Regions from separate parts of the Homo sapiens genome. Here region 2 is linked to region 1. The links are chromatin loops, found by intact Hi-C in ENCODE. Cell type or tissue: MCF 10A. All regions are shown on one strand. Links, peaks and the distances in the headings refer to the core of each region. The heading gives the core; the rest is flanking DNA. Region 1 has its middle 200 kb from the start of CLINT1. Region 2 has its middle 140 kb from the start of CLINT1.

Region 1 (2,917 bases), core at 164-2,663:
CTGCAGTGTGTTTCTTTATATCTTTTCCGCCTCATCATCTCCATGACTGTTACCCACGGTTAAGGCATGACCATCTCCCCTGTTTTTGGGCAAAAGTCTGCAAACTGGTCTATTTCTATTCCATTTCAATAAGCAGTTGCTTCTCCACATAATAGTTGCAGCAATGTTTTAAGAAACAAAAACAGACCATATAACTTCCCTCAGATGGATGTGCTCCCTACTTTAGTCAAGATTCTGCTCAAATGACACCCCCAGGGAAGCCTTTCCTTGCCCACTCTTTCTAGAACAGCCCCCACCTCACTCCATCACTGTTTATGTTGTTACTTTTTTTTTCTTTTAAACTGTGTGCATAGCTCACTGCAGCCTAGGCTCAAGTGATTCTCCTGCCTCAGCCTCCTGAGTATCTGGGACTGCTGGCACATGCCACCATGCTTGGCTAATTAAAAAATTTTTTTGTAGACATAGGCTTTCACTTTGTTGCCCAGGCTGGTCTTGAACTTCTGGCTTCAAATGATCCTCCTGCCTCGGCCTCCCAAAATGCAGGGATTGCAGGCATAAGTCACCACACCCGACCTTGTTACTCCTTTTTATTGCTGTTCCAGCATTTGTTATCATCTTATATTATCTGAGTTGGTTCATTGGGTTACATTTGGTTTCCCCTGCCAGAATGGAAGCTCCATAAGAGTAGGTACCTCGACCATCTTATTCATTAGAGCATTTCCAACATCTCACGAGTTCTCAAGAAAAGGTTGTTAAGTGAGTAAATAAATGGATCAATCCTCCTGGCATAGGCCATGCAGTGTTGGCATCACCTTCTGCCTGTCTGCTTCTCCAGCGGTGTGTTAGCTTTTAAAATTTCTATATCCTTGCTCTCAAGGAGACCTGTGACTAGTAGGAGACACAGACATTAAACACTTCTTGGCATTTCACTTTCCTGCCATCTGCACCCTTCCTCCTGGATCCTGTTGTCTTTTAAGGCTAACCTGGTTATTTTCCATGAACCCACAGAAGGTTGAGAAAAGCTTCCTGTGTGTGGCAGACACTGTCAGGCTCCTTTTAGATCCCTTTGGATCCATTTCACTCTCCTTCCCCTGATTGCTTTTGCTTCTGTGACCTGCTCCAGTCACTCTCTTCAAAGGACACTTTTGGGCAACTGAAGTGGCTTACCCCCAAATCTCAGATAGGTGGAAATGCCTATGGGTTTATCCACCAGGGGCTGTTCTTGGTGAACAGCTGACTTGTGCAGAGGCATAAAATCCCAGCTTCCTTACCTCAAATGTAGACAAACTCTGAGGTACCCAACTTTCACTCCTGGGTTCTCTGTGGAGTTGGGTTGAAGCTGCTCTCCATGGGAAAAGGCCAGAAATCAAGCCTTTGCTCAGCTTCTCCCCCCTTCCTTCTTCTCCCTTACCAATTTCTCCCGGGAGCATTTCCTTAACAAATCTCTTGCCCACATGCCTTCCTCTCTGAGTCAGCTTCTGAGAAATCTCAGGTAACACACTCTGCTTTTGCATCATAGAGAGGCACATACACATTGAATCTAAAGAAAGTACATAATGGGAATATCAGCCACTGTGGCAGACCAGGGTTTAATATATTTTTTGGTTGGTGGGTGGAAGGCATGAGGCCTAAGACAGGAGGACTTTGAAGGGCCATGAAAATTGAATCATGTTGGTGATGTACTATTTTGATAATATGTTAGGCTTGTTCTTAGTAAAGGAATCGCATAAAAAGAGGAAGCTAGGAATGCCCTTATTTGAGCAATAAACGTTAAAAAGAAAATAAAAGTAGCATACATTTGGTTTTAGGGGATGGCAGAGCAGGAGTCATGGGGGGAGAAAGGATGATTTTACATTTAGGATGTTCTATGTCAAGGTCCATTCTAGCAGATGTGCTAAGCTCTCCTGTCATCATTACCGACATGCCAACAAATCTTTTCATCCTGCACATGCCGGCAGCTTATTTAAGATCATCGGGCCCAAAATGACATGGTTTTTGTCTTCCACCAGATGGTTCAATTAGTCAAGATTCTGAAAAAGCCAACTGGAACATTCTTTTAGCCCCATCTATTCAAGTCAGCCAACACTTCAAAGCTGGGTGGGTGGGGATTCTGAGAGCAACAGATTTCCCAGCCCCAAGGCATCAGGGTTATTACTTTTTGATGGGCTCCTGGAGGGCTGTAGGAGGCTGCCAATGCACTTTCTCCATTGGACAATGCCAACGCCAGAAGAAAATGGGGAGAAGAGCTTCCTTTCTGTTGGACTGTTTGGAGTGAACAACCTGTTAAGGACTTGTCATGGAAGAACACCTTTCCTGTTCTCCTGCCACAACACACTCCAAGTCACATAATCATGTTGATTTTGATTGTCTAGTATCTTGGTGCTACCTGGATACCTTTGCTTGAATGATACATGGAATTAGTTCCACAGTTCTTCCCTTGAAATTAGCATATTAATGTGGCAGATTGATAATGCTAGAAGGATGGATGCTTGAACACACAGGCTGCCTTCTTCCAAGGGCTCCGACTAGCAGCCCTGTTTTAGAGTGAACCTCAGCACATTGGCACGAAGTCACAGGGTTTAAAATGTAAAAGGCATCATCTAGATCATTTTTTCTGGAGGAAAATGAGGGCTTACATTGATGACATGAACTGATTCAAGGGAAGTTTGTTGGGCCCATATGCTAGAGACTGATGAAACAGAACAATTTTTATTACAATCTCATATTTTAAGGAGGCAACTTGGTGGTGGTGAGAAAAATGAGAAGAATCTGTGCTTTCTAGTCAATAGACATGGGTTCAAATCTTGGCTTTCCTACTGGGTATAATTTGGATCAAATGCTGAAACTCCCTGAGCATTAGTTTCTTCACTTTAAAAAACTGGGAGAGAAATAGCTCCTTTGCAGGGGAATTAAATTT
Region 2 (2,917 bases), core at 108-2,607, 60 kb before region 1:
TTATTGAAATTAAGTGGTGGCTATAGAGGTATTCATTGTACTATTCTTTCAATTTCTATGTATTTAAAAATTATCAAAATAAAAAATAGGAAAAGAAAAAATATTACCATTGTCTTGATGTGCAGTCGTGATCACCCTGCTTTTAAGAAATTTCCAATCATGGCTGGGCATGGTGGCTCACGCCTGTAATCTCAGCACTTCGGGAGGCCAAGGCGGGCAGATCACTTGAGGTCAGGAGTTAAAGACCAGCCTGGCCAACATGGTAAAACCCCGTCTCTACTAAAGATACAAAAATTAGCTGGGTGTGGTGGTGTGCGCCTATAATCCCAGCTATTCAGGAGGCTGAGGGAGAAGAATTGCTTGAACCCAGGAGGTAGAGGTTGCAGTGAGTCGAGATCACGCCACTGCACTCCAGCCTGGGGGACAGAGTGAGACTCCATCTTAAGAGAAAAAAAAGAAATTTCCGATCCCCGAATTTCCTATAATTCGGGGAAATTACGGAAAAACTATTTGCATTATAAAGAAATGTTCATGTTCTGGGAAAAATATCTCCTCAAGTCTTCTTCAAATAATAGCAATTAAAATGATCCAATGAAGGCATACAGTTCAGCTGTAGAGGAAATGAAATTAGCCCAAGAGAACAAATCTTTTCTTTCCCTTCTCCCTTCCTTTCTTCCTTCATCTTTCCCTAGTTTGCTAAAATTTTTTAAAAAGCTCTTGTTTTCAGATTATAAAGTCACGGTAAAAAAAAGTTCAGACAATAATGAAAGGGGTAAAGAAGACATTAAAATTATCCACGACGTTACATTCTAAAAATAATAGTGAAAACAGCACAAAACACTGTTCTAAACACATTCATACTTTACTAATACCCCAAGGAAGTAGTTTCTACTATCATTCATATTTTACAGGTGGGGAAGTTGAGGCACAAAGGGGTTGAGTAAATTTCCTAAGATGAAAGTCCAGCTCCACCTAAGATTTGTAAGAGCTTGAATTCGAACTCAGGCAATCTGACTCTAAAACCTGTGCTCTTCACCACTATCCGACCCCACCTTGCTGAGAAAAAGGCACTTCGAACCCTTTGGTAAATATTCTTTTGTACAGATGTGCACTCTTGCTCACATACACACAAGTGCACACATATACAATCACGCACGTGATCATATGCATATACCCAGACATGTGCACATACATGTCACTAACACACATATGAGCACATCCACATTTTACAAAACAATCATTTTATTTATGGCAGTTGACATGGTTAGGCTTTGTGTCCCTACCGAAATCTCATCTTGAATTGTAATCCCCATAATCTCCACCTGTCAAGGTTGGGAGCAGGTGGAGGTAATTGAATCTTGGGGGCGGTTCCCCTATGCTGTTCTCGTGATAGTGAGTGAGTTCTTAGGAGATCTGATGGTTTTATAAGCGTCTGGCGTTTCCCCTGCTTGCATTCACTCTGTCCTGCCGCCCAGTGAGGAAGGTTCCAGCTTCTCCTTTGCCCTCCGCCATGACTGTAAGTTTCCCGAGGCTTCCCCAGCAATGTGGAACTGTGAGTCAATCAAACCTTCTTCCTTTATAAATTACCCGGTCTCAGATATTTCGTCATGGCAGTGTGAGAACAGACTAATACAGTGCTTCATGACTCATGTTTTACATACAAAAGTAGGCAGGAGAGTTTAACGAACCCCTGTTTTGAGTGAAACAATGAACTTTACTGTCTACAGCACCTGAGAGGCCCAGAAAGGAGAGGACCAGCAAGGGGACTACTGACTTGGGTTCCTTTGTGGCGGCCTTGCTATCCAGGCTCAGATTGCAGGCACGGCTTCCATGATGCAACCACAGTGTGAGTGTTTAGTTTTTAGCACTCACTACAACCACATGTGCCAGTCACTCAGATTCAATAATAATTTGATGACTCATCTTGTTTCATCTCTACTTCCAGTACTTTTTCCTCTCTATAGATTTTTTGGAATTATTTACTTTGAAATAGCTTCATACTTGCAGGAGTATTACTAGTATAGAAAATACCCAGCTGGGCCGGGTGTGGTGGCTCACGCCTGTAATTCCAGCACTTTGGGAGGCCGAAACCGGAAGGCGGAGGTTGCAGTGATCTGAGGTTGTGCCACTGCACTCTAGCCTGGGCAATGAGAGCAAAACTCTGTCTCAAAAAAAAAAAAAAAAAAAAAAAAAAAAAAGAAAGAAAATACCCAGCTGGGCGTGGTGGCTCACACGTGTAATCCCAGCACTTTGGGAGGCCTAGGCGGGTGGATCACCTGAGGTCAGGAGTTCGAGACCAGCCTGGACAACATGGTGAAACCCCGTCTCCACTAAAAATACAAAAAATTAGCTGGGTGTGGTGGTGGACACCTGTAATCCCAGTTACTTGGGAGGCTGAGGCAGGAGAATCACTTGAGTCTAGGAGGTGGAGGTTGCAGTGAGCCAAGATCTCACTACTGCACTCCAGCCTGGGTGACAGAGGGAGACTCCATCTTAAAAGAAAATACCAAATGCCCTTTATCCAAATTCACTAATTTTTAACCTCTTGCCATATATGCTTTATAATTCTCTCTCTCTGATTTGCTCTATATATGTATATATATATCTGTATGTGTATATACTTGTGTGTATATGTGTATATATATATATAAAATCATTAATTTTTGGGTCATCTGACAGTAGGCTGCGTGGCTAAGGCAGCTTTACTTCATACTTCAATGTCCGTTTCCTGAGAACAAAGATATTTTCTTACATAGCCGTAGTAACTAAATGGAGGAAAGTTAATTGATAGCAATACTTAACATCTATGGTCCGTATTCCAGTTTTGTCAATTGTCCCAATAATGTCCCTTATAATATTTTTTTAACGCCTAGTCCAGGATCTAGTCCAAGATCATGCATAACATTTGGCTGTCATG

The links. Peaks named below come from ENCODE experiments on the same cell type or tissue, not always from the same donor. Only the 100,000 strongest peaks of a DNase experiment are listed, where the experiment ranks them.
Region 2: a loop joins it to region 1, with 5 times the contacts of the local background. A loop is called at or near these places in 2 of 110 quality-filtered maps.

The regions. Positions count from the first base shown.
Region 1 is chr5:158,056,942-158,059,858 of GRCh38, forward strand. No RefSeq gene overlaps it. Among named protein-coding and RNA genes, the nearest start is that of CLINT1, 200 kb to the left of the region's middle. In MCF 10A, for the core only: no CTCF peak of the experiment used is centred there; a DNase peak (open chromatin) is centred at 1,450.
Region 2 is chr5:157,996,533-157,999,449 of GRCh38, forward strand. No RefSeq gene overlaps it. Among named protein-coding and RNA genes, the nearest start is that of CLINT1, 140 kb to the left of the region's middle. In MCF 10A, for the core only: no CTCF peak of the experiment used is centred there; a DNase peak (open chromatin) is centred at 1,609.